Regions from separate parts of the Homo sapiens genome. Here all the other regions are linked to region 4. The links are chromatin contacts, found by Hi-C or POLR2A ChIA-PET in ENCODE. All regions are on one chromosome and are shown on one strand. Each heading gives the region's core, a stretch centred on a gene start or an enhancer-like site at or near the end of the contact. The rest is flanking DNA. Distances are from core to core; before and after follow the strand shown.

Evidence for each region. Hi-C counts contacts between places; a loop is a spot of excess contacts on that map. ChIA-PET counts read pairs that join two places held with the same protein, here RNA polymerase II (POLR2A). Pooled maps may share reads with other maps.
Region 1: a pooled map shows a loop between it and region 4 (6-fold over the local background). The contact joins the enhancer-like site here to the promoter of DEGS1 in region 4. A Hi-C loop is called at or near these places in 1 of 37 single-sample maps with no recorded cell type and 7 of 50 pooled maps. POLR2A ChIA-PET finds 5 or more read pairs at or near these places in 1 of 52 experiments (GM12878).
Region 2: a loop to region 4 is called in a map with no recorded cell type, with 4 times the contacts of the local background. The contact joins the promoter of TAF1A here to the promoter of DEGS1 in region 4. A Hi-C loop is called at or near these places in 3 of 37 single-sample maps with no recorded cell type and 4 of 50 pooled maps.
Region 3: a pooled map shows a loop between it and region 4 (8-fold over the local background). The contact joins the enhancer-like site here to the promoter of DEGS1 in region 4. A Hi-C loop is called at or near these places in 2 of 37 single-sample maps with no recorded cell type and 5 of 50 pooled maps.
Region 5: a map of CD4-positive, alpha-beta memory T cell shows a loop between it and region 4 (13-fold over the local background). The contact joins the promoter of MIA3 here to the promoter of DEGS1 in region 4. A Hi-C loop is called at or near these places in 1 of 168 maps with a recorded cell type or tissue (CD4-positive, alpha-beta memory T cell) and 5 of 50 pooled maps. POLR2A ChIA-PET finds 5 or more read pairs at or near these places in 1 of 52 experiments (activated B cell).
Region 6: a loop to region 4 is called in a pooled map, with 9 times the contacts of the local background. The contact joins the promoter of SDE2 here to the promoter of DEGS1 in region 4. A Hi-C loop is called at or near these places in 4 of 37 single-sample maps with no recorded cell type and 9 of 50 pooled maps. POLR2A ChIA-PET finds 5 or more read pairs at or near these places in 2 of 52 experiments (A673 and activated T-cell).
Region 7: a map of naive thymus-derived CD4-positive, alpha-beta T cell shows a loop between it and region 4 (4-fold over the local background). The contact joins the promoter of LBR here to the promoter of DEGS1 in region 4. A Hi-C loop is called at or near these places in 1 of 168 maps with a recorded cell type or tissue (naive thymus-derived CD4-positive, alpha-beta T cell), 6 of 37 single-sample maps with no recorded cell type and 16 of 50 pooled maps. POLR2A ChIA-PET finds 5 or more read pairs at or near these places in 1 of 52 experiments (activated CD4-positive, alpha-beta T cell).

The regions. Positions count from the first base shown.
Region 1 is chr1:222,653,743-222,656,442 of GRCh38, reverse strand. It overlaps MIA3 (MIA SH3 domain ER export factor 3), which reads right to left. Exons shown (of 28, transcript NM_198551.4): 16 at 2,145-2,200; 17 at 1,964-2,054; 18 at 1,650-1,788. Among named protein-coding and RNA genes, the nearest start is that of MIA3, 37 kb to the right of the region's middle. RefSeq lists an enhancer at 1,232-1,471. Within about 2 kb of position 1,387, at least 10 of the 41 ENCODE cell types and tissues checked have a DNase peak (open chromatin) inside an H3K27ac peak, as active enhancers do.
Region 2 is chr1:222,588,530-222,591,229 of GRCh38, reverse strand. TAF1A (TATA-box binding protein associated factor, RNA polymerase I subunit A) reads left to right here and starts at 1,297. Exons shown (of 11, transcript NM_005681.4): 1 at 1,297-1,503; 2 at 2,665-2,700. The coding sequence starts at 2,667. TAF1A-AS1 (TAF1A antisense RNA 1) reads right to left here and starts at 1,310. Exons shown (of 3, transcript NR_110613.1): 1 at 1,268-1,310; 2 at 823-972. RefSeq lists enhancers at 264-796, 797-1,330.
Region 3 is chr1:225,443,647-225,446,346 of GRCh38, reverse strand. No RefSeq gene overlaps it. Among named protein-coding and RNA genes, the nearest start is that of LBR, 17 kb to the right of the region's middle. RefSeq lists enhancers at 1-196, 1,092-1,141, 1,642-1,711 and a cis regulatory region at 998-1,537. Within about 2 kb of position 1,311, at least 31 of the 41 ENCODE cell types and tissues checked have a DNase peak (open chromatin) inside an H3K27ac peak, as active enhancers do.
Region 4 is chr1:224,181,811-224,184,510 of GRCh38, reverse strand. It overlaps DEGS1 (delta 4-desaturase, sphingolipid 1), which reads right to left and starts at 1,271. Exons shown (of 3, transcript NM_003676.4): 1 at 1,093-1,271. The coding sequence starts at 1,174. RefSeq lists silencers at 526-605, 766-1,145, 1,246-1,445 and enhancers at 432-1,261, 1,596-1,685, 1,262-2,092, 1,946-2,095.
Region 5 is chr1:222,616,746-222,619,538 of GRCh38, reverse strand. It overlaps MIA3 (MIA SH3 domain ER export factor 3), which reads right to left and starts at 1,442. Exons shown (of 28, transcript NM_198551.4): 1 at 1,296-1,442. The coding sequence starts at 1,428. RefSeq lists enhancers at 402-461, 742-1,624, silencers at 1,145-1,404, 1,575-1,644 and a cis regulatory region at 2,450-2,793.
Region 6 is chr1:225,997,937-226,000,636 of GRCh38, reverse strand. SDE2 (spliceosome associated SDE2) reads left to right here and starts at 1,294. Exons shown (of 7, transcript NM_152608.4): 1 at 1,294-1,444. The coding sequence starts at 1,325. RefSeq lists enhancers at 410-459, 540-639, 660-809, 1,330-1,439 and a silencer at 990-1,269.
Region 7 is chr1:225,426,708-225,429,407 of GRCh38, reverse strand. It overlaps LBR (lamin B receptor), which reads left to right and starts at 1,370. Exons shown (of 14, transcript NM_002296.4): 1 at 1,370-1,454. RefSeq lists a silencer at 954-1,783 and enhancers at 1,616-2,287, 2,288-2,700.

The DNA of each region.
Region 1 (2,700 bases), core at 138-2,637, 1.5 Mb after region 4:
TCCTCAAAGAAACTTTAAAACTAGAGGATAACTGGTTATCTTTAAAGTGCTGATACTAAACAACTATCGAAATTCCAGAACCAGCAGAAAGATCCTTTTAAAATGGAGTCAAACTAAAGACATTTTCATACAAAAGTAAACTCACTGAACCTGCATTAAAGTATATTCTTTGGCCGGGCGCGGTGGCTCACACCTGTAATCCCAGCACTTTGGGAGGCCGAGGCGGGTGGATCACGAGGTCAGGAGATTGAGACCATCCTGGCTAACACAGGTGAAACCCCATCTCTACTAAAAATACAAAAAAAATTAGCCGGGCATGGTGGCGGGCGCCTGTAGTCCCAGCTACTCGGGAGACTGAGGCAGGAGAATGGCATGAACCTGGGAGGCGGAGCTTGCAGTAAGCTGAGACCACGCCACTGCACTCCAGCCTGGGCGGCAGAGTGAGACTCTGTCTCAAAAAAAAAAAAAAAAAAAAAAAAGGGAAAGAAAGTCTGGAGATACGTGATTAGCTAGGGGACTGGCATAAAAGATGACAAGGGCCTGAATTAACACAGTGACTTTAGGGGTGGACAGTAGAGTACAAACCACACATGGAGACTGAATGAATTTTGGGGAAGTTGAATAAAACACTGCCACATCAATGGGTTAACTGTATCACGAAGAAAAACAGTTGCCATTTACGTAATTCACATTACTATTGGAGGCAGAGAAGTGCTCTTTTTTAAAAAGTAATGAAATGAGGAATGTCTCTCTGAAGCAGGACAGGCATTTATTTAGAGCTGGCCTGAACAAAACCTGGAAAATCTAAACTGGCTGCCTGGTGAGCAAAGAATTAGAGAAAAAGTTAATGGTATGGTTTCAATATTTAATGGCATACAGCAGTAGCAGTCTAAGCATTTAAAAAAGTTAAATTTGCTTAGCAAGAGAGGCCTCCTCACACACTGCCATATACACCAAAGAGTAAAACATAAGAGCAAACACAAATAGCAACTGCCACAGATAACCTATTTTTAGAGAATTCAGATGTTTTTGTGGACAAAAAACTTGAACTATAAAAATATACCTCTCAAAAGGTACCTCGCTCGAAATTTGAGATATGTATTTCAGAGGATTATTATCTAAATATACACACCAAATAGTTCTACATTCAAAACTCCTAATATCTTTGCCACAATTATGTTTAGTTTGAATATTTTACTCTGTGAAGTCCAAAACTAAATGTACCTTCAATAAGTAAATTTTCCTTTTTTGAAGTTTTTATTCTACTAAAACACGTCATACAAATCCCTCAGACTGTTTAAAGGAAATTACATAATTGACCACAAAGAAAGGAAAGTGAAACAAGTGGCGGAGCCACAGACAAGGCATGGCCAGATCTTCAAAAGAGAAGCACTCCCACAGCAGCGACCGTCAGTACCAGTACACTGCTCCCCCTTAAGTGAGTTACAGGCAACAGTTTTTGACTACTGGTTAGAAAGGAAAGAAAAATGCAGCTTATGAGAAACAAAGCAGAAAGAAAGAAAGACAAATTTATACTAATTACAGATGCAAAAGAGTACAATCCTGAAAAACGATAACATTATCTATATTAGTACACATTTATTTACTGACATGACAATACAGTTAACAGTAAATGATGATAATCTTACTTTTGCAAAGCCATCTCCTTCTGCTGATAGAGCTCATTCAGAATCTCCACTTTCTGCCTCAAGGTTTTGCATTCATCTTCCAGTCCAGCTTTGGCAGCTTGTAGTGAGTTGCGGTCATCTTCCAATTTCTTTACCTGGTCTGTAAAGGATAAAACATTTGAGTTCCATATGTGTGCACAAGAACTTGAGAACTTGGTTGGGGGCTGGTGCTGAGAGAAATGAGAAGTATGAAAGCAGGAAGCCGCTCTTTATCTTTCTAATGCAATTTTGTATCTTTCCAATATATAGCAATTTCTTCTCAAGAAGCAACCTACCTTCCAGGTTACATTTAGTGGACACGGAGGCTCTTAGCTTAAGCTGTAAAAGCTTTAGATCCTCTTCAACTACCGATATTGCAGTCTGTGTCTAAAAATTGCAGAAGAGACAAGTATTCATAAAAGTGAGGCATAGTAAAAGTATTCACAGGCAATTATGGGACTCTAAAAACGATTATACCCGAGAGACATCCATCATCTGCTTAATTTGATTTTTCATCTTCTCATTCCGGTCACCTAAAAAACAAAAGGCTTTCTTTCATTGCTTTTTCTTCCCTTGCTTTTTAAATCTATATTTTCTTGATTTACCCAAAACTAAACAATTGTCATGTTCAAACATTTAAAGAACAAACAAAAACAGAAAAGGATTAGACTGACTTTTAAGAGAACTGCAAACTTAAGACTGAAAAAGTGAATTCCCATTTGTACAATAAACATGTTATACATGCCATTATTGAGCAAGAAGAAACATGTGAGATAAAGCTCTTTCTTCCATCTGGGCTTAGTGTCTTATTCAGAAAGATTCCCTCCTATTCTCCTCCAGAATCTACTACCAGGTGTGGTTTAAAACACCCACTACACAAGCAATATCCAACTTGAGAGAGGGCATCTAGAAACATTTTCCTCATCAGTAAACACTGCAACACTATAGCCTCCACTCTCATGGCCTTAGTTTATGGATCCAACCACCTCAGTACTCTCAAAACCAGTTGTGGTTTTCTTTCATGGCCTTAGTC
Region 2 (2,700 bases), core at 48-2,547, 1.6 Mb after region 4:
TGCCTGTAGAGTTAGAGCACAAGCTTGAGTGAGGACTCAAGAACTAATGACAGAGAGAGCAGCAGAAGGAACTTTTCTTGCAAGTCCTTAACTACTGCATATTGTTTTATGCAGAAGACAACATAGAATCAACTATTTGTAGCATTTTAAGGAATCCATGTACAAAATTTTTTTTGACAGGGTCTCATTCTGTCGCCCAGGCTGGAGTGCAGTAGGGTGATCACAGCTCACTGCAGCCTCGACCTCCCTGGGCTCAGGTGATCCTCCCACCTCATCCTCCCGAGTAGCTGGGACTAGAGGCATGCATCATCACCCCAGCTTATTTTTTTTTATTTTTATTTTGTAGGGACGGGGTTTCATCATGTTGACTAGGCTGGTTTCGAACTCCTGAGCTCAAACTTTCCGCCTGCCTCGGCCTCCCAAAGGGCTGGGATTACAGGCATGAGCCACCGCGCCCGGCCTCAAACTCTTACCAGACCCTTTAATTTCCTCTCCGATACTCCGATTCTACTCAAACTGTTCACCTACACAGAGGAAACTCAGTGATTCCTGGGGGAGCCTATGCTATATTTGTGCATCCTCATTTGTGGACAAAATTCTTTCTTGCTGTGACTTGAAAGCAGCCTCCCTTTACCTTTCACTTATTAGTCCTAGTTCTGTTCTCTGCTGCTAAGAAAAAGGGTCTGATCCTTCTTTCACTGATCAGCCCTCCAAATATTGGAGAAGCACACTGCGTTTCCATGGGCCTGCAGTCCTTTTCCGGGATCATCTTCCCTAGAACCCCTCAACTGTCTCTCATTTCACACGGTTTAACCATCTTACCTTTAACCCATATTTCATTTGTTTGTCTCAATGTCCCTCATGAAAGTTGACCCAGACGGGTCCGCAGAACAACTTTTGCTGAGAAGGCAAAGGAAATTCTCGCCCAAATTGTGGAGAAGGCAGTCGAACCAATTAAACCTAAAGCTAAAACTGTAATAGAAAAGAACTTTCAAGCTCGCAATGAAAAGGCTATGCATGGATTTATCTCATCACAGCCACTAGCCACACCTCCACTCGTGCAGTGCGCCTGCGAGCCGAGCAGAAACCAATGGCCCATCGTAGTGAATTTCTCGGGTAAAGTGACATTCTCCGCTTTTGAATGCTCCCTTCGCCCAGCCGCCAACCCCTCGCCCCAATTTCCATTTTAAATGAAAGTCTCCCACTTTCTAGCTGAGACAGACAAAAATAAAACTCGGGCAAAACCAATCGCAGAGAGGCAGCTCACTGTCACTTCCTGGGTCACTTCCAGAAGTCACTTCCGGGGTCGAGGCGAGGCCAACGATACGCCTGCTGCAGCAGGAGGAGTTACGAGCCGGGCCGCGCGCTGCCTAAATACCTAAACCAGGTTTAGCGCCTGCTCATATAAAGCTCTCCTAACTCGTCTTCCGGTGGGAATTTCTTCACGTGGGCCGGAGTCGGAGACTGAGTTTAGCTTTACTGAGGAGCTCTAAATTTAGGCGGGTAAGTGCCGCAGATATCGCCCGTGGTTCCTGCGTTTAAATGGAACGGGAAGGGGTGTGTCAGGATTCATCCATGTTCTCCTGATATTTCCTCCTAATACCTGAAACCCTTGGGGTCTGAAAACGAAAGAAGGGGATAGAGAAGCTTTGGTTGCCGTGGCAACTGCGGGTCACCAATTTGGGTTTTTGAGGATTTGGAAAGGGAGGATTTGTGTAACTACTCCTGAAAACACGTGATGGGTCGGATTCAAATTCAGTTGTTACTTATAATTCATACTCCTAGCCACATGCTTTGAATTTAGAAGGTTTACTCTGGGTATAATGCAGAGATGCAAAATCTGAGCCAGGGTAATTGTTTAGAAAGCTGATGCGGTAATCTAGGCACTGTTTGAAGGGGTCTTGAACTAGAGTAGTGCTGTAGGATTGAAGAGGGGAAATAGGGGAAATTTGGAGGTAGTATCAGGGGCACTAATACTCGATTTCATATGGGTAATGAGGAAGGGGCCCTGAGCATCTTTAGGAGTAAGTCTAAACTCACCTTGGCTTATGATGATTTTTCTAGGTTCGTTTCTCACCTTCCGCACCCCTCCTCCACACGCACCTCGAATTCTAGTCATGCCAAGTAGTTTGGTGTTCTATTTCCTAGACTATCGTCCTCACCATTTTTTGTGATGTTAGGCAGGTTCCATCATTTCACTAAGCCCCTCAGTTTTTTCAACCTTCACATGGAAGAAAGTAATAGTACCCACCTCAGGATTGCTGTGGGGATTAAATTAGATAATTTATACTTCTAGTGCATAGTAAGGGCCTAATAAATATTAGCTGCTACTTCTATTCTTACTGTACTTTTCATATTGTTTTGTTATTATACGTTTTGCTGTTTCTTCGTCTAGACTTGAGATTTTTTAAATTAGAGGGGCAGTATCTTATTTATCTTTACATGGACTTGAAACATTAGTGGTTCGGTCTTTAATGGATCATTCATTTTGGCTGTTGCTGACATAGTTAAATTCATTTTTTACTTTAAAAGAGCTGACAGGTATAATGCATTTTGCTAATCAAATTATATTTATTAGATAAAAAGATAGCCGTTTTTCTGTACAACTCAGAAGACTGTGGATTAAGATGTACAGAAAGTAACTGATATCTCATCTTGTAATAGGTATGAGTGATTTCAGTGAAGAATTAAAAGGGCCTG
Region 3 (2,700 bases), core at 62-2,561, 1.3 Mb before region 4:
TGTCTAATCTTTAAGAGCCATGGGAAACTCAGGAAGACCTAGCTGGACAGATACTACTCAGACATTTTCTCAAATAAGTGTGGCAGAGCCACTCCTCATCTGGTTCTTCCAGTCTTAGTTACCTGCCGAGCCAGGTGTGGCAGGTGTCAGGTACAGGGATCTGGGAGCTCAGAGAGCAGTAGCAGGAGCTTTAGGCTTCAGTTTTTTCTCCCACTTGATGGCCCCAGACGCCTTGGTGAAGTGAAATGCTCCCTGCCTGGGGCTCCAGGATGCCTTCGAGTGACTGCCTTAAGGTTATTGTGTTTTCTTGTGGCTACGCCAGGATGTTCTGCTTCACCAAGCATTTCCATCCTCAATCGTCATGTCCCTACTGAAACTCTGTGTTCTCTTCTCAAGCAATTTTCTGGTAAAAACATTTTCCTGGCTAGCCTGTAAGCATTGCTGTCTAGCTTTTGTGTTAGCACTGATTCAGATGGCCACTACCCACTCTGTGCAGCAGACTTTCAAGACCAAGCAGACTGATAGGCAGGCAGGAGGGTGGAGTTCTCTACCTGCTGGAATGCCCTGAGGCCCAGAGAAGGGATGGACAGGGCATCAGTGTCTCTCCCGTGTCTCTCTTGCCTTCAACCACTGACTCACCCATGTTGTTTCTCACTTAAGTTAAAACACACAGAGGGGCTGTTCTTAGAGAAAGTCTAACTCGGCTGGGCGTAGTGGCTCACGCTTACAATCCAGCACTTTGGGAGGCCGAGGCAGGCAGGTCATCTGAGGTCAGGAGTTTCAGACCAGCCTGGCCAACATGGTGAAACCCCGTCTCTACTAAAAATACAAAAATTAGCTGGGCATGGTGGCGCACACCTGTAGTCCCAGCTATTCAGGAGGCTGAGGCAGAGAATCGCTTGAACCTGGCAGGCAGAGGTTGCAGTAAGCAGAGATCACCATTGCACTCTAGCCTAGGTAACAAGATCGAAACTGTCTTAAAAAAAAAAAAGTCTAACTCTACTTTTGATCAAATTGTATTCTTGCAAACAATTTTGCAAGAAATTGATTGTCTCATTTTGATGCCATGATGACATTTTGGGAAATGTTTCCAAGTTGTTACAGTTTTCTAGCTGCCAGGACCTGGGTGCTTCCTGTGGCAGACAAAGGGTGACTCCGCGCATAGGGTGCCAAGAGGGAGGGCTCCACTCCATTCTGAACTTTTACACATCAGCCTCCTGCAAGATAAGCTTCCTGGTTTTCATATTACAACATGAACCAAACCGCAGAGGTTATGACTTCTCTGTGTTTTAAGCCCTGCCCACTTCCTGCTCACGTGCCTGGTCTGCAACGACCATTTATTTCAGGATGTGAAGTCAAAAGCAAAGCCCAAACAATAGTGAGCGGCTTCTGAGCCAAGCTCGTCAGCCTGCTAACCCACTCAGAACTGCCCCATCTTCAACATGAACAAGTGCTTCTGGAACAAATACCAGCCAATTTCACACAGTCCAGGCCTTTGACATGAAATACGGATCAGCTCTACATTTATGCACGACAATGTCGATTTGTTATCTGTTGGAGTGATTGTATACCTTCGGTGGTAGAACTGAGGTTCCCAGGGGAGCTATTAAGAAAAAAGCTTTTCTGGCACGGGTGCGGTGGCTCACGCCTGTAATCCCAGCACTTTGGGAGGCCAAGGCTGGTAGATCACCTGAGGTCAGGAGTTCGAGGCCAGCCTGGCCAACATGGTGAAACCCCATCTCTACTAAAAATACAAAAATTAGTTGGGCGTGATGGCGCATGCCTGTAATCCCAGCTACTTGGGAGGCTGAGGCAGGAGAATTGCTTGAACCTGAGAGGCAGAGATTGCAGTGAGCCAAGATCGAGCCACTGCACTCCAGCCTGGGTGACAGAGCAAGACTCCATCTCAAAAAAAAAGAAAGAAAGAAAGAAAGAGTTTTTCTGGCTAGGTGTGGTGGCTTATGCCTGTAGTCTCAGCTACTTGGGAGGCTGAGGTGGGAGGATTGCTTGAGCTGGGGGAGTTTGAGGCTGCAGTGAGCTATCACACCACTGCACTCCAGCATGGGTGACAGAGCAAGACCCTGTCTCGGGGGAGAAAAAAAAATGCAAATGCTTTCCTGACAGAACTAAGAGAGTTTGGAACTAGGGTTCTATAAAGTCAGCCCTGGTGTGGGACTTCTGTTATTACAGAGAGTACAGAAAGTGTCCTAAAAGGACAGCTGGGTGGCTGGGCATGGTGGCTCACATCTGTAATCCCAGCACTTCGGGAGCAGAGGTAGGCGGATCACCTGAGGTCAGGAGTTCGAGACCAGACTGGCCAACATGGTGAAACCCTATCTCTACTAAAAATACAGAATTAGCTTGGCATGGTGGTGCATGCCTGTAATCCCAGCTACTTGGGAGGCTGAGGCAGGAGAATCATTTGAACCCAGGAGGTGGAGGTTGCAGTAAGCTGAGATTGCACCATGGCACTCCAACCTGGCCAAAAAGAGCGAAACTCCATCTCAAAAAAAAAAAAAAAAAAAAAAAAAAAAAAGACAGCTGGCCAAACAGCAATAGGCTGATCATGTGTATTTAGCGCACATGGGCACAGCCCATGGCACCAAGGGGGACATCGAGGTCACAGATGAAAAGACTTGCTCTCATAGTGCTTACAGTTTATGAGCCAACAGCCACGTTAAGCAACAGCCTTCACTGGAT
Region 4 (2,700 bases), core at 22-2,521:
AAACAAAAAACAAACACGTGCAGTCTCAAAAAACAAACAAACAAAAAACAAACACGTGCTCTGGAAGAGGCAACCGAATGCGCATTAGAATCCCCCTAGCATTTAGTCACGCGTTCTTATTTCATTTTTTAAAACAGCGATAATACCAACCAAGTAGAATTACCAAGAGGATGAAATTGGGTAATGTTTGTAAAGCATTCCACACAATCCCTAGCATATTAGGAGTAGCCTGGGAGAGATGAGCATTCTCTATGTAACACAGAAGGCCCGAATCCTCTGGAGAGTTAAGGCCTCTCAATTAGCTGTCAGGGGACCAGCAGGCCACGCCACATATTTTCCTTATTTGGCAAGTCTTCCATTTTCAGTCTTTTCATCCACAAAACCGAGATGGATGAAAAATGCCTACGAATCCGCCGTTCTTACGTCCCAGGCTTGTCGTGAGGATCAATGGGACAAGCGGCGTGAACCGACCAGGGCCCATCAAGTCCGAGAAGCCCCGGGGGGCATATGGAGGGACGCCGGCCCCCTTAACGGGCCCAAGGCCGGGACTGCGGCCGCCCCCGCCAGTACTGCCCGCCGGCGCCCGACACCCTGAGCAGGGCTCGCTGGTAGGCCCAAGGATGCCCAGGACCACACCCTGCCTAGCACTCAGGCAGCCCCAAGGCCGGCACCCGCTCACCTCGGCCCGCTCCGGAGGAGAGGGAGTGGTGAGAGGAAAGGGCGCCCACCTGAGGGCACAGGAATCTTCTAGCGAAAAGATCTACTCAAGGCTGGCACAGCCGGGGACACCCTTCGCCCCAACCGGCCGGCGTGGGCCTGGCGGGGACTCCCGCGCTCGGGGACGCGCCTGCGCCTCTTCGCGGAAGGGTCGGAGCTGCGCGGCTCCGAGGACCCGTCCCTCCCCCCGCTCCTCGCCCAGCCTCTCCCGCGCTGACCCGCGGGCTGGCGGCCCGAGCGGCGACGGGACGCGACGGGGAGCAGGCTGCTAACGGGCCTCCGGCGCCCACGACCGCGCAGGGCCCGCGAGGGGAGAGCGCGCCCCGGCGCCGGGAGGCCACGCACGCACATAACGGGGCGCCCGCTGGCCCTCACCCAGGATCTCCCGGCGCCGGTCGGCGTGCGGCTGGTCGGTGTAGACCCACTCGAAGTCTTCCCGCGAGACGCGGCTCCCCATGGCGACAGCGGTGGCTTGCAGACTAGCTGTCGGCTCTCGCTCCCAGCCGGCTGCTCAGAGGTGGCGGCGGCGGCGGCGGCTCCCCGGCTGGTGTGGTGTCGGCCGGCTGTGGCGGAGCGCGGAGGAGACGGAGGCGTGGGCGGAGTCCCGAGGCCCCGCCCCCCCCGGCCCGCCCGCCTGCCTCTCTGGGTGGAGGGCGCGTGGCGCTCCCAGGCCCCCGTGCGGGGCCGGCTCTCAGCGATTCTGGGACGCGGGGTTCTGAGCTTCGGTGACTCGGCCACCATCCAGGATGCCGCGTTCTTGCGAGTGCCCGCCCCTGCGGCCTGCTGCGCCGGAGCCCGGAGAAGATGAAAAAGGAAGGAATGGTCTCAAGTGAGATAAACCTGCCGCCCTAACGCCTCCGCGAGGGGAGCACCGGGCACGGCTACGGTCACACCGAGTCTGGAGGCCCCGGAGCCCTTCTTAAATGGCAGCTGGCCTAAGTTTTGTTTAATTTTTAAAAAGCAAATTAGCCATTGAGTCATATTTCGCTGCCTTCTGGAAATAATACCTCAGGGAAAAAATGCAGAGTGCGTGACAATTAAAAGCTAATCAAGTAAAAAGAAAACACCATTATTAAGAGGGGGTGATGATGTGGGATTTGTTGTTGTGCTTGAATTATTCTAGTGTGACCACTTCTGTTAAGAGATGATTGCTCAACCTTGCATCTACCTGTCGCAGAAGTAATCAACCACAACCTCTTCCTGAAAGAAAGGTTTTGAAACGAAACTAATTTTGTTTCAACATTAGTTACCACGTCTACATCAAAGAGCAACTTAAAGATTACAAAAAGAAGATAACCAAAGCAGGTGTGCCTCCTAGTCAAAGAACATGCTGTGCACGCGCACACGGCACACACACACACACAAATCTGATCGAGCCCCTAGATCTGACTGTTAATTTATAGAAAATAGAAAGGACATTTGGCCGGGTGCGGTGGCTCACGTCTGTAATCCTTGCACTCTGTGAGGCAGAGGCGGGTCCATCACCTGAGGTCGGGAGTTCGAGACCAGCCTGATCAGGATGGTGAAACCCCCGTCTCTACTAAAAATATAAAAAAATTAGCTGGGCGTAGTGGCAGGCGCCTGTAATCCCAGCTACTCAGGAGGCTGAGGCAGGGGAATCGCTCGAACTGGGAGGCAGAGGTTGCAGTGAGCTGAGACGGAGCCACTGCACTCCAGCCTGGGGGACAGACGGAGACTCCCTCTCAAGAAAAAAAAAAGAAAATAGAAAGGACAGAGGAATGTGTTAAACTAGGCCGTGGGGATGAAACTAGCAAGATCCAACTCTGGGAGACTATATGGGACAATGTCTGGGTTCTCTAATAAATGAAACTCAAGGCAAAAAAAGAGAAACCTGTAGATTAAAAGGAGTTTAAAAGACATACCAACCAATTGCAACGTGTTGACCTCATTTAGATTCTGATTGAAATAGTTTAAAAACATTGACATGAAATAATTGAACTCAGATATCAATTGGATATGTGA
Region 5 (2,793 bases), core at 193-2,692, 1.6 Mb after region 4:
GTGTTTATTTACATCAACCACAGGGTTATCTCTAGGAATGGCTTCACACTCATTAGAGATCTCTTTTCTTGATTAGTGTTGTAGAGATACAAACAGTTCATATTATGAAATTCGGTTTTGATAACATCAATTTGAATATAAATAGCTAAACCATAGAGTTCTTGGCCTTCTTAAAATGAATACGTTTCTATAGGCATTGCTTAACAGTGTATGAAAAACCGTTTCTGCAGTGGCTATCAGTAAGTTACAAGGTTGAGACGGTCTGGGAGGCCCTAAAATGATCCTGGTCCGGCGAACATAGAGGGAAGAGGTTTCAACACGCAAGCGGCTAAGGCTAAACCAAGCTTGGCTTATGAGACCCTTGGAGTATTTACTGTCATTCCTGTAATAACCTTCTTCATCTGAGCCTGAAGATCTGTGCCCTCTCCACCGCCCACCTCCAATCCCAGACTGGAGAGCAATTCCGCTTCCTGCGCACAGAAGAGGAGGCTGCCGGTCCCAGGTGGCCGGTGCAGATCCTCGGTCTCTGCAGAGCGAAAGATTTTGGTCTTCCTGCAGTCCTGCCTAGCAGTCTGCAAGGCGGCTTCCAAGCACAGAAACGACAGGATTGATCAAAGTCGGGGCAGAGACCTCGGAATACAATGAGTGCTTGGACTCCAGACTCGTCCCAAACCTAAACTCCCAATTCCTGTTCAAAAGGCGGTACAAGCCCAAATCCCAATAAAGCAGAAGGGCAAAGGAGCAGCGCCAGGGAGCCTTTCCAAACAAACCCCACCATCAACCTGCCACTGGGAAAACGCCCACCGAGCCCTTAGCGCATCTGCCGGGGTGATGCACCCACCGAGGTCCCCGCAGCGCGGGCAGGAAAGCTTTGGTTGCGGCGTGGGGAGCCCAGACGCGCGGCGCGCAACCACATCTACCCTCCGAGCCCAGGCGGATTGGGGGGGTGGGAAGGGGACGCTGTGAGCCACTATTGGGGAAGCCGGGGACCACCGCAAGCAACCCCCCGCCTCAGCAGAGGAAAAATAAAACGCTGGCAACAAGTGGGAGGTGCAGCCCCCATGGTCAGGCCCGAGGGGCCGGGCGCAGGCAGAGCGGGAGAAGGCAGACACAGGGACCCGGAGCGCGCCCACCCCCGCGTTCAGCCCATCCCGCCTGCGACCCCCGGGCCGGCCAGGGGCTGCGGAACTCCCGTCCCCGCACAGCCCAGGCGGCGCCGCCGCGGAGACCCCCGGGGCCGGCGGAGACCCCAAGGCCAGCCGCCCCGAGGCCAGCCGCCCCTCCAGCGCACTCACTGCTGCATTCGTCGTCCGCGCAGAGTTTGTGCTCCGAGAACCGCCGGCCAGTGCTGGGGTCCAGCTGGCCCGGCACCCGCCAGGGCAGCCGGAGCACGAGCAGCCAGACGAGCAGCCCAGGCGCCGCAGCCATGTTGTGGTCACCTCGGGGAGCCGGTGACGCGGAGGAGGAGGCCGGGGCGGGCGCAGAGGGGCGGGACGGGGGCGGGGACGGGGCGGGGACGGGGGGGCTGGGGCGGGGGCTGGGGCGGGGACGGGGCGGGGACGGGGGCGGGGACGGGGGCGGGGGCGGGGGCGGGGACGGGGCGGGGACGGGGGCAGGGACGGGGGCAGGGACGGGGGCAGGGACGCGGGCAGGGACCAGGCGGAGCGCCGGGGGCATGTGGGAAGACAAGCGCAGAGGGGCGGCGCCCGCGAAGGTCTGAGCAGTTTCCGACTGACACGTCAGCAGAGGCTCTAGGAGGGATGCGGGAGACCTCCAGGAGGAGGACTGACAGCAGCCTCCTCCTCTCCTCGAAGCCTTCTCCTCTGGTCGCTGCCGTGGCAACCAGGACTCCCTCGCCCAATCACCTGCCTTTGCCCCAGTCCCTCGCAGCACCTCCGCGTGACTCCATTCTTAGTTCACCCCTCCCCGCGCGCTTGGGTCCCCCAACCCTGCGCCATCTCAACAGGTCCCTTCTGGCGCCTTCTCGCAGTTTCTGGTTTGTGGCCTGTCCCGAACCAGCCCCCCACTTCACCCCGCTACTTCACCCCGCTACCCCCACTCTTGGCATGGTACCTCCTTTTCTGAACTGCCAAATCCCACCCGCGATTTGCCACTGTTAGTCTCTGGTTTCAGGCTCCCTCCTTTTCAGCCTCCCAGGGCTTCCTTGGGGGCACCATCCCGTGGTGCTCTTTGATTAAGAAAGGGGGAGGTGAGTGGAATAGGGGGCTGAGGATATAAATCAGAGCCCGTGGCCTGCTTGGTCGTTGATAGAAATGGGTAATGGTCCTTGGGCTGAGATCTTGAGATTCCTAGATCTATATCCATAGGAAAAAAGTAAATTAATTTAATAACAGTGTGATGAGCTTCCATTTTATACTTATTTCATGCCAGAATTAAGATTAATCTTCACAACAATCGCACCTTAGAGTAGTAGGTCCTATTATGATCCCCATTTCAGAGATGACTACCTTAAGGCATTCAAACACCTAGTGAGTGATGGAGCTAAGATTCAAACCCAGGTAGTATGCTCCTTTTTAATCACAGCTCTGTAAAGCCTCCATCAAGCAACAAGCAATTTTTGTACTTTCTTTCTGAGCAGGGAAGCAAAATCTTATTTAAATCATACTATAACTGGATGATTTATATGTGCAGTTAAAAAAGCGGGGGACTGCATGAGCAGGTCAGCCCAGAGAAGAGTGGCTACAATGCTCTCCAGAAGAGTGGCTACAATGCTCTCCAGCCCTGGTTGAAGAACTTGGCATCTGTCTGTGACCAGCAGCTTCTCATTGCAAT
Region 6 (2,700 bases), core at 45-2,544, 1.8 Mb before region 4:
CTGACCTCGAGATCCGCCCGCCTCAGTCTCCCAAAGTGCTGGATTACAGGCATGAGCCACCGCGCCCGGCCAGTACAATCTATCTTTATTATTTTTTTTTTTGTAATTTTTATTTATCTACTGGCATCCCCATGGAGGCCCTTTCTCTCCCCAACTTTCCCTCGTGTGTGAAATAAAGACCACTGAATCTATTAACTTCCCAGGCCTTGAAATTCCATTTTCGCACATACTGCCACCGCTAAACGATTTCTGAATTTTTTGTTGTTACCCCCTCAGCTAGGAGTTCCATTTGCCAAGCATTTTAACAGCAGAGAAGGCAATTCTGTGGGCCGATGCATTTGTGTTTAGCAGGCACAGATATCTCCAAATAACCTTCCTATCTTCACACTGGTGGCTTTTGAATTGTTCAGGGTTTTAGAAATACCATAATCTCATTCTGTTAAATATTAAGGGACTCTTTCGGATTCCCTGAGCCTTAAGGTTACGTTATGCAAATCTGTCCGAGTGTGTTTCCATGGTGCAGAATAAAAGTTATGGTAGGGTTTTTTGAAGCAGCATGACTATAAACGTCACTCCTGTCACTGCCTTTCACAAGAGCCCACTTGCTGTGAAATATTTTGAAAACAGAGCTGAAGTGGAGATAACGCAGTGCACAAACAGGCGGAAATAAGAATAAACCGTGCGTGGCAGGCAGAAACCCGGAGGTTGGCTGTTTCTGGAGGGGAAGAGAAGGCTCTGTAAAGCTGGAGGAGAAACCACGCCGGCCACTGTTTAGGGGCCTCCTGGGGGTCGTTTCCCTTGCCCCCTCGGGTTGGGGAGCTCCTCTAGGCCAAGGAAGCGGCCCCCTAAAACCGCTTCCGGGACTGCAGCTTCTCTCCCCACACTCTCAAGGAGCAGAGCCTTCTCGGGCCACAATTCTCCGCGACCCAAAAATAACTACACAGATGTGAGGAAAAGGGCCAAAGCCTACAGCACAAGGTGGTTCTCAGTTAAAGCCTTATCGCTTACGGCCAGGAAGCTCGAAACCTAACCCAGCGCCAGCCTTTTATAGCCGGTCCCTCGAGCCCCGCCCTAGCAACTTCTCCTAGCAACGCCTCGCCCCGTGCTCTGCCGCCTTATCTGCCTCCGCCAGGCCTTTCCTGTTCCCCTCCCCCAGCCCGCACCGCCCCGCCGCCCGGCTCACTTGACCCGCCCCAGGGGAGGGGAGGGGTGAACGGAAGCGTGAGGGGCGGGGCGTTGGAAGATGCTCGCGTCATCAAGAGGCGCCGGGCGAGTTGCGGCGCCTGGTGTCTCAGAGAGGCTTGAGGTTCGGGTAGTCGGTGACATGGCGGAGGCCGCGGCGCTGGTGTGGATTCGCGGCCCTGGCTTCGGGTGCAAGGCGGTGCGGTGTGCCTCGGGTCGGTGCACCGTCCGGGATTTTATCCACCGGCACTGCCAAGATCAGGTGAGGATTTCGGTTCCTGTTAGGAAGGAGAAAGAGGCAGACAGGTGGCAGCGCTGGGTGCGGAGTAGGTCTGTCCGGGGCGGGGGTACGTTTATTCTCTGGGGTTTTCACTCGTTGAGGCTGAGAGTTCCTCAGTGTTAAGGTGCTTCGAATTGTTACTGAGACCTTCCTTTGCTTTTCTTTTGTGGTGGTGGTTTTGCCTTCCCACCAAGAGGGAGAAAAAAACTGTTACAGGCACTTAGTCCCGCTCACAGTTACAAATACTTTGTTTCTCTTTCTTTATCCGTAAATATAATGGTCTTCTGGCAGTTGGGCCGGCTGATTTTTAAGGCTCCAGTCTTCACCTTCTTACTATGGTTATGTGACGTGTATTTTGTCCACTCATCACACAGCCTTGTTAGCCCCAGCCTAGAGAAGTATGTCATATCCAAACCCAGGCCAAAGGATGATTGGGAAGGAAAATTGATTCTTCTGGTCAGTCGTTGTGACCAAGCATTCACACGTGTGTCCTGTTGAGGGCCTGGGTTCTTAGGGCCTGTTACGTAGAAGTGTTCACTATTAATTTGATGGTCTCATTTGTCCGTGCATATTTGTGAAAACCTACCAGGGACTTCCAGAGTTACACGTGAGCTTTTACTGAACTTTCAAGTAAGTAAGCTTTTACCAGCTATAAGATATTAAACCTGTTCAGTTGTCAAAAGAATTTAGTGGTTTCCCTGAATCTAATTTTAATGTTGGCACTTGATCTAGAACTCTGTTCTTTCCGCACCTCATCCGTGCTTTCCTCGGCTATTTCCTCTGCTTACTATTTATAAGCTTAACAAATGTTAACACTGCAGTCTAGACCAAAATTTTAAGAGACTTGGATCGATTCCGTGAAGAAGCAATGTGTGTTTGCAAATAATACGGTTTTTCACTTTCCATGTTTTCCTTCCTGCTCTGTAATCCAGTCTAAAAACTGTAAGCACAACTGTTTTTGACCATGAAAATAATTGCATTCTAATTCCTTTGAAAATAATTCTTATTTCATGAGTACAGTGTTCTTTTCTCCCCCTCCCCCACCCCCGACGGAGTTTGACTCCCGTTGCCCGGGCTGGAGTGCAATGGCGTGATCTCGGCCCACTGCAACCTCCGCCTCGCTGAGTTCAAGCGGTTCTCCTGCCTCAGCCTCCCAAATAGCTGGGATTGCAGTCGCCCGCCACCATGCCTGGCTAATTTTTGTATTTTTAGTAGAGACGGGGTTTCACCACGTTGGC
Region 7 (2,700 bases), core at 121-2,620, 1.2 Mb before region 4:
TATTATCTTATGTCAAGGGTTAAGACAATTGAGACTTGGGGGTTTGTCAAAAATAAAAGATTTTCTGACTTTGGAGTGCGATGTGCATTTCTGTTGCACAGATCTCCACCAAGGGCAAATTCGATGGCAATGACAATTTGATGTCAGAACTTCTCAGGAAAGGCTCTGATGAACTCATTCACACTGCATGTGAATGACTGAGAAAACTCGATGTATTTTCACTTTTTTTTTTTTAAGAAGTAAACCTGGGTGTTTTGTAGTTCTATGAGAAAATGAAAGCTGAAGCTAGGCTATAGATGAAAAGTTCTATTCATTATTACAATTTAATAATGCTTCCAAAATAGCAATTCACTTAAATATACCTAGTTAGGGTGTTAAGAAATACTTTGATTAAAACCACACTGCAAAATAGGGAACTTCAATGGACTGCTTTAAACTCTCGACCTCAAAGGAAGGAAATCAACTAACCGATAATGAAAACTAGCAGAAAAAAAAAAGCTTAGGATCCGTAACAGATTCGGAGTCAACAATGACATGACTCAGCATTTTGGGGTTCAATTAAAACCAGGCTTGTAGGTTGCAGGTCAAGTTGTGTTTCGGTGTGTAACGCATAAAACTTCTTGTTCCACGCTCCGCGGTGTTGGGGATTTTCTACTGCATCTCGACAGCATCTCGGGTAACAACCGAGCCCCTCCTCGCAGCGTAAGTCGTAGGAGCCCTCGGCCATTCTTCCCCCTCCCTCCCGCCGCCGGTCCCAGCATCGGTCCGGGTTCGCTTCTACGCAGGTTCAGCGGCCGCGGACACAAAAGCGCCCCTGCTCGCCTTCGATGCCGCTGCTTGGTCCAGGGGCTTCTGTGGGATTTTAACACGCTAAGGAGGGCACTCATAGTGTTTTACCGAGAAACGCTTTCGAGCTCGGATCTTTGGTGATCACTTCAAGAATGTATTAGTTTTCTTTGTAGCTTAAAAAAAAATCTCGTTCGCCAAGCCACCTGGCACCCCAAACACTGCTGCGAGCGCTGGGAGGGAAAGGGCGGGAGCGCGCGGGCTCCGTGTGCTGCGAGGGCGCCTGGGCGGCTGAGATAAGGCGGTGGCAAACGTCGCGCTCCGGGCCGCCCCGCCAGACTCGGTTTCCCCCGCTCACCGGCCTCCCCGCCCCCAGGCAGGGTGGGGCGGGGCGGACGCGCCACGGCGCGCGACCAATCGACAGCGCCGGGGATGATTCAAAAGGTCGAGGAGCCAATGGGAGCCCCGGGCGGCCTCGCCGGTGGGGAGGGGAGGCGAGGGGAGGGGAGAAGCGCCGCGAGGCGGGGCCGGGGAGGCGCGCGCCCGGCTTGCGGGACTGCGGGGCGCGAGAGCGCGGCCGGGTAGCGTCGCGCGCGTGGATCTGCCGCCGGGTTGCTGTGCGACTATTCTCCGGGAGCCGTCCGTGTCACCGCCGGAACCTGGCGCAGGTGAGTGCTTCCACCCCCGCCCTGCTCCCAGCTCCCCGCGGCGCGTTCTTCGAGGGGCCGCTGGGGGAGGAAGCCCGAGGCCGGCGCAGCGGCCGGGCCGGGGACCCTGGGCGCGGGGCCTGGCGCGGCGGCCTTCCCCTCCTCTCCTCGCCTCCTCGTCTCCTCCCCTCCTCGCCTTTTCTGGCCCAGTCGGGTGGTCGGGGCGGCGGCGGGCGAGGCTGGAGCTCGCCCGAGCCGGGCCCGCTGCGGAAATGGAGCTGGGGGTTTTAAACTGCGGACGTTTCCCTCCATGTTGGCGGCGCGGCGCGGCTGTGGAGCGGCGGCGGCAGGGAGGGTTCGTGGGCGCCTTTGTCCTGCCCCACCGCAGCCTGGCTCCCGGCCCCTCCGAGCGCCCGTCTGACAGATGAGCAGGCGGCCCCGCGGTCCTGCAGTAGGAGGCTGACAGGGCGCGGCGGCCTGGCGGGACGGGGAAGGGTCTGCGGCCGAGGTGGGCTTAGATTCGCGCTGCTTGTCACTGGCTTTGAGGGTCGTGGTCGTCGCGGTTTGGTGATTCTCCAGGCACACTGCATGGCTGCTCGCTCCTATGCGTTGAATTCCTTCGCCCGGACAGTCTCAAAAATCGGGTATTTAGGCGGGTGTGCGTGTTCCTGCTAAAGCACGGTCCTGCTTTTTCACCTTTTTGAGGGTTCAGAAAAATGTTCTAATGACAGCCAGCCTCGCACTGCCAGTAGCCTCAAGGGGCACTTAGTAAAGCACTTGCTTTCGGAGGGCTTTGTTGAAGGCGCTTTCCCAGAGTGATTACGGGGCCCGGTCGGGTGTTCACACGAGGGCGCGGTAGATACCGTGGTCCGCGCGTGGACACCTGCAGCGCGAGGCGCGGCGCCTGGGCAGTGCCAGGGTGAACAGGCCCCCGGGGACCTTGCACGTAAACACGTGTAGATCTGTAGTTACGCATTGTAGTAACTGGTGTGTGGGAGAAGATGGAGCTACGGAGAAGAGCAGAGGGATCCTAATTTAGATTAGGCAACAAGTCCAGTTTAAGTTTTGTTTCTCAGGCTGCCTGGGAAGAGGGAGAAGAACGAGCAGGAGGGGAATGATGAGCTGCCCAAGGATGTTTATGGGGAAGAAGGCGCTTCTGCCTTTACAGCCAGGAAGGTGGCCTTTCTGTTGCTTCATGAAGCAAAGGGCGCGGAGCAAGGCCCGGGGTTCCTGTTTGCATTTTGCCTAGTGGGGCTACCGGGGCTCA